Regions from separate parts of the Mus musculus genome. Here regions 2 and 3 are each linked to region 1. A link is a loop called in an ENCODE intact Hi-C map of the cell type or tissue named here. Cell type or tissue: heart. All regions are shown on one strand.

Region 1 (2,500 bases):
GCCTTCTGATTATCATAACTTACTCTCTTTCATCACGGGATGGATGACAGTGCCCACGTCCAGGAACTTTGGTTGAAGTGACGTAGAACACATACCAGTGGCTGTTACAGAGAGGCATATGTGCACTCTCTGGAGAACCTAAGTTGGACACGGGACAGAGTGTCAGATGTGCAGCCAGCAGTCTTTATGAACAGCGTGAGGAGTTACCAGTTATTCACAGTCACCAGTTTCTGCCAGTGAGAGTACGGCAGCGGCAATGTTTGGCATGCTTAGCATAGACAGGCTGTGCTTCTTCAGAGTCTGGTTGTGTTTCAGTGGTCCATGCAGTAGATGCAAGGCTATAGAGCAACGATTCTCAACCTGTGGGTCCCAACCCTTTGAGGGGCCATATATCAGATACCCTGACGATTCATAACAGTAGCACAATTATAGTTATGAAGTAGAAACAAGAAACTTTATGGTTGGAGGTCACCATGATATGGTGAACTGTCTGAGTAGCGGCCAGGAAGGTTAAGAACCATTGCTGTGGAGGGACATGCTGAAGACCATGACCCCAGACCTAGGTTTGCCGTGTGAAGACCATGAACCCAGATCTAATAAACCCCCTGAAGTCTAAGTCTAATAAATCCCCGTGGCGTTTTTAAATCAGGAAAACAAGTAGCCCTGAGAAGATAGATATGAGGACTTTAGGTGTGCTCTTAATATGGAGTCATGTCATAGAGGGTTTTGGAGAAAGATGGTGTAATCCAGTTGCTTTCGAGCCATTGAATTACTTTGTATCCTGTGTGGGGGGTGTGACTGTGTGACTGGAGGTTTGATTGATGAAGTGTCCACTCAGGGCAAAGTTTGCCATCAGAACTGAAATGCCTAAAGTAAACCAGTCTGAATCATCCAGGTTAGACGCTGCAGACTGCGCCTTTGTTCTACGTTGTAGTTAGTGAGAGCATTGGTGGGTTTTAAACAATGCATTGTGTTCTGGTTTTCTTTTAAGTATTGGCTGCGTTCTTGGAGTCTTGAACTGTTTGCTTGGGTTTCAGTACGCTTTGAGGATGTTCATTTGTTCCAATAGAGGATCTCCTTTCCAGTTGTAGCCAGCCACACAGTGAGATAGATGCGCTGTAAAGCGCATTTGCTAAGTTGGAGATGTTTGTTCTCAGTGGTGGGTTTTGTTTTTTAAGTGAACGTGTGTCCTCACAGCACCTTCTTGGGAAGTACAGAAGAAAAGCCGAAAGCTGGTGGGTAATCTCACAGATGTGCTGCGAAGAGCACATCACACCACTGCCACCTGGTTGCCAAAGTTGTCTGATATGAATGTGCTTGAACATCAAGTGCTTGCCTGTTCTGGAGAAGACCGGGGAAGACTGTATTACTCTTTCTCTGTTGGTACTTGCAGAACCGACTTAAAGTAAGTTAGTACTATTCAACTGAGTTCAGTAATTAGAGTACTCCTGATGCCGTGCATTGTTCGGCAGGGCACGCCCCTTGGCGGGGATCCCATTAAAGAGGACACCAGTGTTGTCCTAGTGAATAAATCCCAGCCCACATGATGCAAAGCAGCGTGTTCCTGCCTGCTGCTCGGCTGTAGTTAATTTTAGCCAGCGTTTGTTCTGTGAGTTGTAAAACTGTTTACCCGAGTAGAAGTTAGTAAGCTGAAATGTGACTTCTGGGCCTGTGCGATAGCTGTCTATTTCAGACTTCAGGTTGTGTTCATGGTCCGGAGAGCAGACATCTGGAGAGCTGCGGTTCAGATTTCTTTTCGAACTACTTGTGAGTACTCTGGGAATTTTTAAGACTTTTCTTTGTTCTTCATACCTTAAATCTTCCTAAAGTGACTATCGTGGTAATTTTATCTGCCTTGGGAAAACTGGTGTTGATCTACAACCCGGCCGTGTCAGAATGGTGGTATAGTGTTTTCTTTACATGTGCAGGGCGGCGAGTGTCTCAGAGTATTCAGATTTTCCTGCAGAAAGTATTTGATTCTTAACTTTTATTTTTATCTTAAAAATGTAGCTTAGTTCTTCTTTTGCATGTTAAAATGTTAGATTAGTAGAAATGGTTACAGTGTGTCTCTAACTTTATTTTCTGGGGTAGTAACTGTTGGGGGAAACATGTAAAAAGTTAATACCCTTCTTAAGTGGATACACTGCAGACACAAGAGGCTAGCAAGTGTTACCTTGCTAAGCCTATACATGGAAGCATCTTTTAAAAGGAAAAGTTTATACTTAGAAAATAGACCTTTATTCTCCTAAAGAAAAAAACTTTATAAGGAAGGTTTCAGAGGGTGACTTAAAGGGTGTTCCGGTTGACTGAGTTAGTTATCCACTGTATCTAAAGCACCTAACTGCCTTTCAGTTTGGTCAGTCCCAACTTATATCTAGACTGAAGCAAACGGAATTTCAGTGTTACTTTCAGTATTACTTTAAATTAAACCCGTCACCTTGCTTAGTTTGAACTACGTTTACACTTAAAGTAGAACAATTTCAAGTTAAGCAACTTGTTT
Region 2 (2,500 bases), 73 kb before region 1:
GTCTTTGGAGACGCTGGTTTCTGCTTTCCTTTCTTCCCCGTGGCTCCTCCATCAGTTTTGAGCTAACACTCACAGCCTCAGGTAAACACATCCAGGACCAGCCTTGACCATGTCTGAGCAGCGTGGGCTGATGGAGGACAGTAGGGTGAGGAAAAAGCTGAAAGTTTGGCATCTCCCTTGTCTTCTATATAGGGTTTCTCTCCCTGTTGGTCAGTTTACCTTTCTCAGAGATCTGTCATAATCATAGTCCTCTATTCTGTTAAACTACTGAAGATTCAGATGGAAAAACTGAAGGATAGAGTGGGTGTCCAAGGCTGTTGTACTCACTCCTCCTGGGGCGACCAAACATCTGTTCACCCTGATCAGTCACCAATACAAAGGAAAGGTCCTGTTTTTTTGCTTTATTTTATTTATATATATTTAGTTAGATAGATATTTGTTTTCCGCTGAAAGAAAGAAAGAAAGAAAGAAAGAAAGAAAGAAAGAAGGAAGGAAGGAAGGAAAGAGAGAGCGAAAGAAAGGCTGTGGATGTTGGTCAGTGAGGAAACGGAGAATCTGGGAGGAGTTTGGGTGTGGGAAACCATCAGAATATAGAGCATGAAAAACTATATTTCCAATTTAAAAAATAATAATAAGCTATTCTTTTTTTTTTTACCCCAGAAGGGGAGAACCAGGCAGGGCACAGTTGAATAAGAAAAGGAAAACAATAAGTTTTCATATTAATTGTGATTAGCAAGCTTACTAGAGAAATATTTGGTTACACGGGAATAAGAAAAGGCGAGAAGGGCTGGTGAGATGGTTCAGCAGTTAAGAGCACTAACTGCTCTTCTGGAGGTCATGAGTTCAAATCCCAGCAACCACATGATGGCTCACAACCATCCTTAATGAGAAACAAATAAAAGACCTATGGGCAAGCGGGGCAGAGCGAAAGGGGGGGGGGGAGAAAATAGAAAAGAAAAGAAAAGATAAGGAAGTGTCCCTGGCCTGGGACATCAGAGCCAACGCTGCTCTACTGACGGCTTCTCTCTGTGAACCTGCTCGCCCTGCCTCTTTTCTGCAGAGTGTAACACCTGCTCTTCTGCGAGCAGGGACTGCCACCAATATCTGTCTAGACAGCAAACCTGCTTGCTAAAGGCAAAACTAACTGTCTTAATTAGAAGCCTTTCCATTTCAGGCTCACACTACCTGCTGTGTCCCAGGATGGCCACTTGGCCACTGGGCTGCCACTTGATCACCTGGGCACACCTTTTCAACACACATACCTTGCCCTAGCTCTGGAACATGGTGGCCCCAGCATACCTGTTTGCACACTTGCCACATCCCAGAGCCACTAAATGGTGTCCTGGACACACTAGTCTGAAGGCCATTTTTGTCCCTGGGGTGCAATGTGGTAGGCTGGGCATGGCTGTCTGCACCCGTACCCTGCTAAGGCAGTGTAGCCTCGTGTTTACAGGAACTCTGTGTCCCAGCATTCTGACATGTCTATTCGCACACACGCTATTTCCCAGAGCTGCCACATGGTGGCGCTGTTCCACCACCTACACATGGCAGAGTAGGCTTGCTTGTTCACAAATCCACCGTGTCCCAGCACTACCTTTGGTGGCTAGGACATTTGGTGCCTGTTCTGAGCTTGGTTAACTGAGGGGCGTTGGTGGTGGGGTTATGATAACAGACGTGCCTTATCCAAGCACCACCTCATGGTGGCCTGGGCACATCTATTCATTTGCTTACCATGCCCTAGTGCCACCATGTGGTGGCTTCAGCAAGCCTGCTTACACACTTGCCAGGTCACACCACCATTATGTCATCTCCTGGGCATGACAGTTAAATGCCCAGGGGTATCAGATGCTTGCTGTGTCCCAGGGCCACTACATGGCAGCCTGGACATGCCTGTTCACATATGTACCATATCCCAACACCACCACAATGCAGGCTGGTTTCACCTGTGTGCATGCAACTGTGTTCAAGCACTGCCAAGCAGTGGCTTGGGTGTGCCTGCTTGTATGCATGCCGTGTCCCAGCCATGACACATAGCTGCCAGGGCACACCAGTTTGCATGATTTCTGTGTCCTAGTACCAGCATGTGACTGCCTGAGAATACCTACCGATTCACACACCTACTATGTCCCGGGGCTGCCAAGTTATGGTTTGTGCACACTTCTTTGCCTGCTTACCATGTTCCAGGACCTCCATGTGGCAGACTTGGCACACCTTTTCACATGGCTGCTTGGACATGGTAGTTCATATGTATATCATGTTCCAGCACTGCCTGGGCATGCCAGTTCATATGTATGTCATGTTTCAGCACTGCCTGGGCATGCCAGTTCATATGTATGTTATGTTCCAGCACTGCCTGGGCATGCCAGTTCATATGTATGTTATGTTCCAGCACTGCCTGAGCATGCCAGTTCATATGTATGTCATGTTCCAGCACTGCCTGGGCATGCCAGTTCATATGTATGTCATGTTCCAGCACTGCCTGGACATGCCCGTTCACATG
Region 3 (2,500 bases), 60 kb after region 1:
GCATGCACATCTGAGATGTCATGTTAGTCATCCTGTGGAGCAGCCTGTGGCTGTGTGGCTCAAGGTTAGCTAGCAGATCTCAGCTGACAGAATACAACTAAACTTCAGAACTATCTGTTGTAGGAAATCTTTTTTTCTCCGTGTTTCTTTTTTAAACTTATTTTAGGGATTTCTGTTCCCTTTGGTTTCCAATTTTCAGTTCCCCATCCTTAAGATCCATCCTAACAAAAGGTTATTTTAGAAGACTAGATTGAAAAAAATTTGTTATCTGAAGATTGCTAAATTGGTCATCTGAAGATTGCTTTTTTGTAATACGTTCACACGTTGTTTAAAACAAGCACCTAGTCTTTCCTTTGCCCCAGTAGAAATGAGTAATTTATCATCTTACTGCACAGCAGGAATTTCTGACCCAGTTGCACACTTCAGGTTGGAAAACATGCTAGGAAAACAAGGTCATGGGCGTCAGCTGCACAGCCCGCTGCCCTGCTGCGAGCAACAGAGTCTTGTTCTCCTAATGGTCATCTGGCTCAGGCAGCCGTCCACAACCAGCTTACAGAATGTTCTGGCAAGACTTCTGCAGCCACGGGGTGTCGGCAAGGCCACACAAAGAGCTCCTGTGACGTTGTCTTCCTGTCCCCCCCACACAGTGGCTTCACTATTGAGCTGGCCTCTGCCTTCACCGTGGTGATTGCCTCCAACATCGGGCTTCCTGTCAGCACCACGCACTGCAAGGTAGGCCCCTGCCAGCCAGAGACTGCCATTCTGAGGGGTGGCAGGTCGGTCTGAAAAGAAGCAGCTACACCGTGTGGTTGGTGTGGGACAGCCAGGCCTGTTTGTTTCCCTAGCACCCGCCTCTAATCCTTCCCGGTCCCCAGCAAGGCACCTGGTGCTGAGGCTGTGCCTCCTCAGCACCAGTGAGAGCTTCCACTCGCCTGTGCCCTCACTGTGCCCACCTGCAAGTTCCCCTTGAAGTCGTGTGTGCACTGAGCCTGACTGCAGGTTCCCATGGGATGTGCCCTCCGGTTCCTGCCACTGCGCAGAACTGACCTCAGAGCAGGACAGAAACAGAAGGAAACAAAAATTATTTCAGAGCAATTATAAGATGTGGCTGCTTCTGGTTCTCCCCTCACATGACGCTTAGGCTGACTCTTGTGCCTTAGAGTCTATTCCAAATGAGGGTCAGGAGGTAGCTCCTGATGCTGGTATGGTGTATTATGTCCAGTTGTTCACAGGGTCCTCCTAATTGTAATCAATCAGTAGACATCACCATACCAACCAACCTGACTCTGATGTATGAGGCGACCCCCACTGGGCACCGCTGGAAGTGCAACGGGACGTTGACCCACTCACAAACTGCAAGGACGGTTGAGATAGCACTTGCCCAGCCTCACAGATGAGGGAATGGAGGCAGAGAGAGGTTAAGAAGCATTCCCACCCAGGGCTGGCATGGTGCTCTGCTGTTCCCCTCCCTCGTACACAGGAGGAAGGCCAGCAGAGACTGGCACCCCCACTGCTCACCCACGGGGACTGCTCCAATGTCGGGAGGTTTTAAAATAATGAAAGGTTCTTGGGCGGCTCATAATGATAGCGTGTGTCCCTAGCACAACTGAGATCCTGAGTTCAGCCAATAGTGCCACAAAAAAATGAATACAAATTACCAAAGAAGCACGGGTTCACTGAAATACTTAACAAAAAACAGGGTGGCCTATGAGGATAGCCATCTCCCTGTTCTCCACGCTTACTCTGTGCCAAGGAAAAGGCAGCTAGCTTCTCAATTTCCCATTTACTCATTCACTGTGTGTGTGTGCGCACGACATTCATGCGGTGGTCACCATGTGGGTGGGTCCCAGGGTTGAACTCAGCTCATCAGCCTTAGGTGGCAGCTGTGTGGGTGAGCACCTTTACCCACCGGGCCATCTCAGCTGCCCACTTTCCGCCATTTTGTAGGCATAAACAGTCACACCTGCCCGGCTTCCCTAGCTGTTGTCACCTATTAGCCATCTTCTCCACAGTAATGGAATATAAGTCACATGGAGAGGAACTCCTGCCTAGCAATTCCAGCCTCTCTGGAAGGAGACTTGATTAGGAATATGGAGGCCAGTGAAAGGATAGCAGAGAACATGAAGACCCTGTGTTATGTGGAAATGTCACAGTAAAACCATTATGTGCACATAGGTGCATATACTAACTTTCAAACTTAACTCTCAAGTCGGGCATGGTGGTGCACTAGGGCTCAAGAACCAGAGGGAGGGCAGAATCTCTTGAGTGTGAGGCCAACCTGGGCTACACAGCAAGTTCCAGGCCAGCCTGAGCTACATAGTGAGACCCCTGTCTCAAAAAAATTAATTAGTTATTAAGTAAAGTAAAATAAAATCAAACTTTAATTTTTCACCTTGAATTATAACTTGCTCGATATTTATAGCATAATAGGGATATTTTATTAAGATATTTATATCTAATTTGTATAAGACCTTAATAAATATGTATGTTACTGTTACCA

The links. Peaks named below come from ENCODE experiments on the same cell type or tissue, not always from the same donor. Only the 100,000 strongest peaks of a DNase experiment are listed, where the experiment ranks them.
Region 2: a loop joins it to region 1, with 4 times the contacts of the local background. A loop is called at or near these places in 3 of 42 quality-filtered maps.
Region 3: a loop joins it to region 1, with 2.4 times the contacts of the local background. A loop is called at or near these places in 2 of 42 quality-filtered maps.

Annotation. Positions count from the first base shown.
Region 1 is chr8:22,504,888-22,507,387 of GRCm38, forward strand. All of the region lies in intron 1 of Slc20a2 (solute carrier family 20, member 2), which reads left to right. Among named protein-coding and RNA genes, the nearest start is that of Smim19, 29 kb to the left of the region's middle. In heart, a CTCF peak has its summit at 1,295; a DNase peak (open chromatin) is centred at 1,514; H3K4me3 peaks cover 314 bases; H3K27ac peaks cover 1,257 bases.
Region 2 is chr8:22,431,644-22,434,143 of GRCm38, forward strand. No RefSeq gene overlaps it. Among named protein-coding and RNA genes, the nearest start is that of Mrps31, 22 kb to the left of the region's middle. In heart, CTCF peaks have their summits at 1,534 (motif pointing right) and 1,740 (motif pointing left); a DNase peak (open chromatin) is centred at 1,718.
Region 3 is chr8:22,564,967-22,567,466 of GRCm38, forward strand. It overlaps Slc20a2 (solute carrier family 20, member 2), which reads left to right. Exons shown (of 11, transcript NM_011394.3): 10 at 648-732. Among named protein-coding and RNA genes, the nearest start is that of Vdac3, 28 kb to the right of the region's middle. In heart, a CTCF peak has its summit at 1,321; a DNase peak (open chromatin) is centred at 595.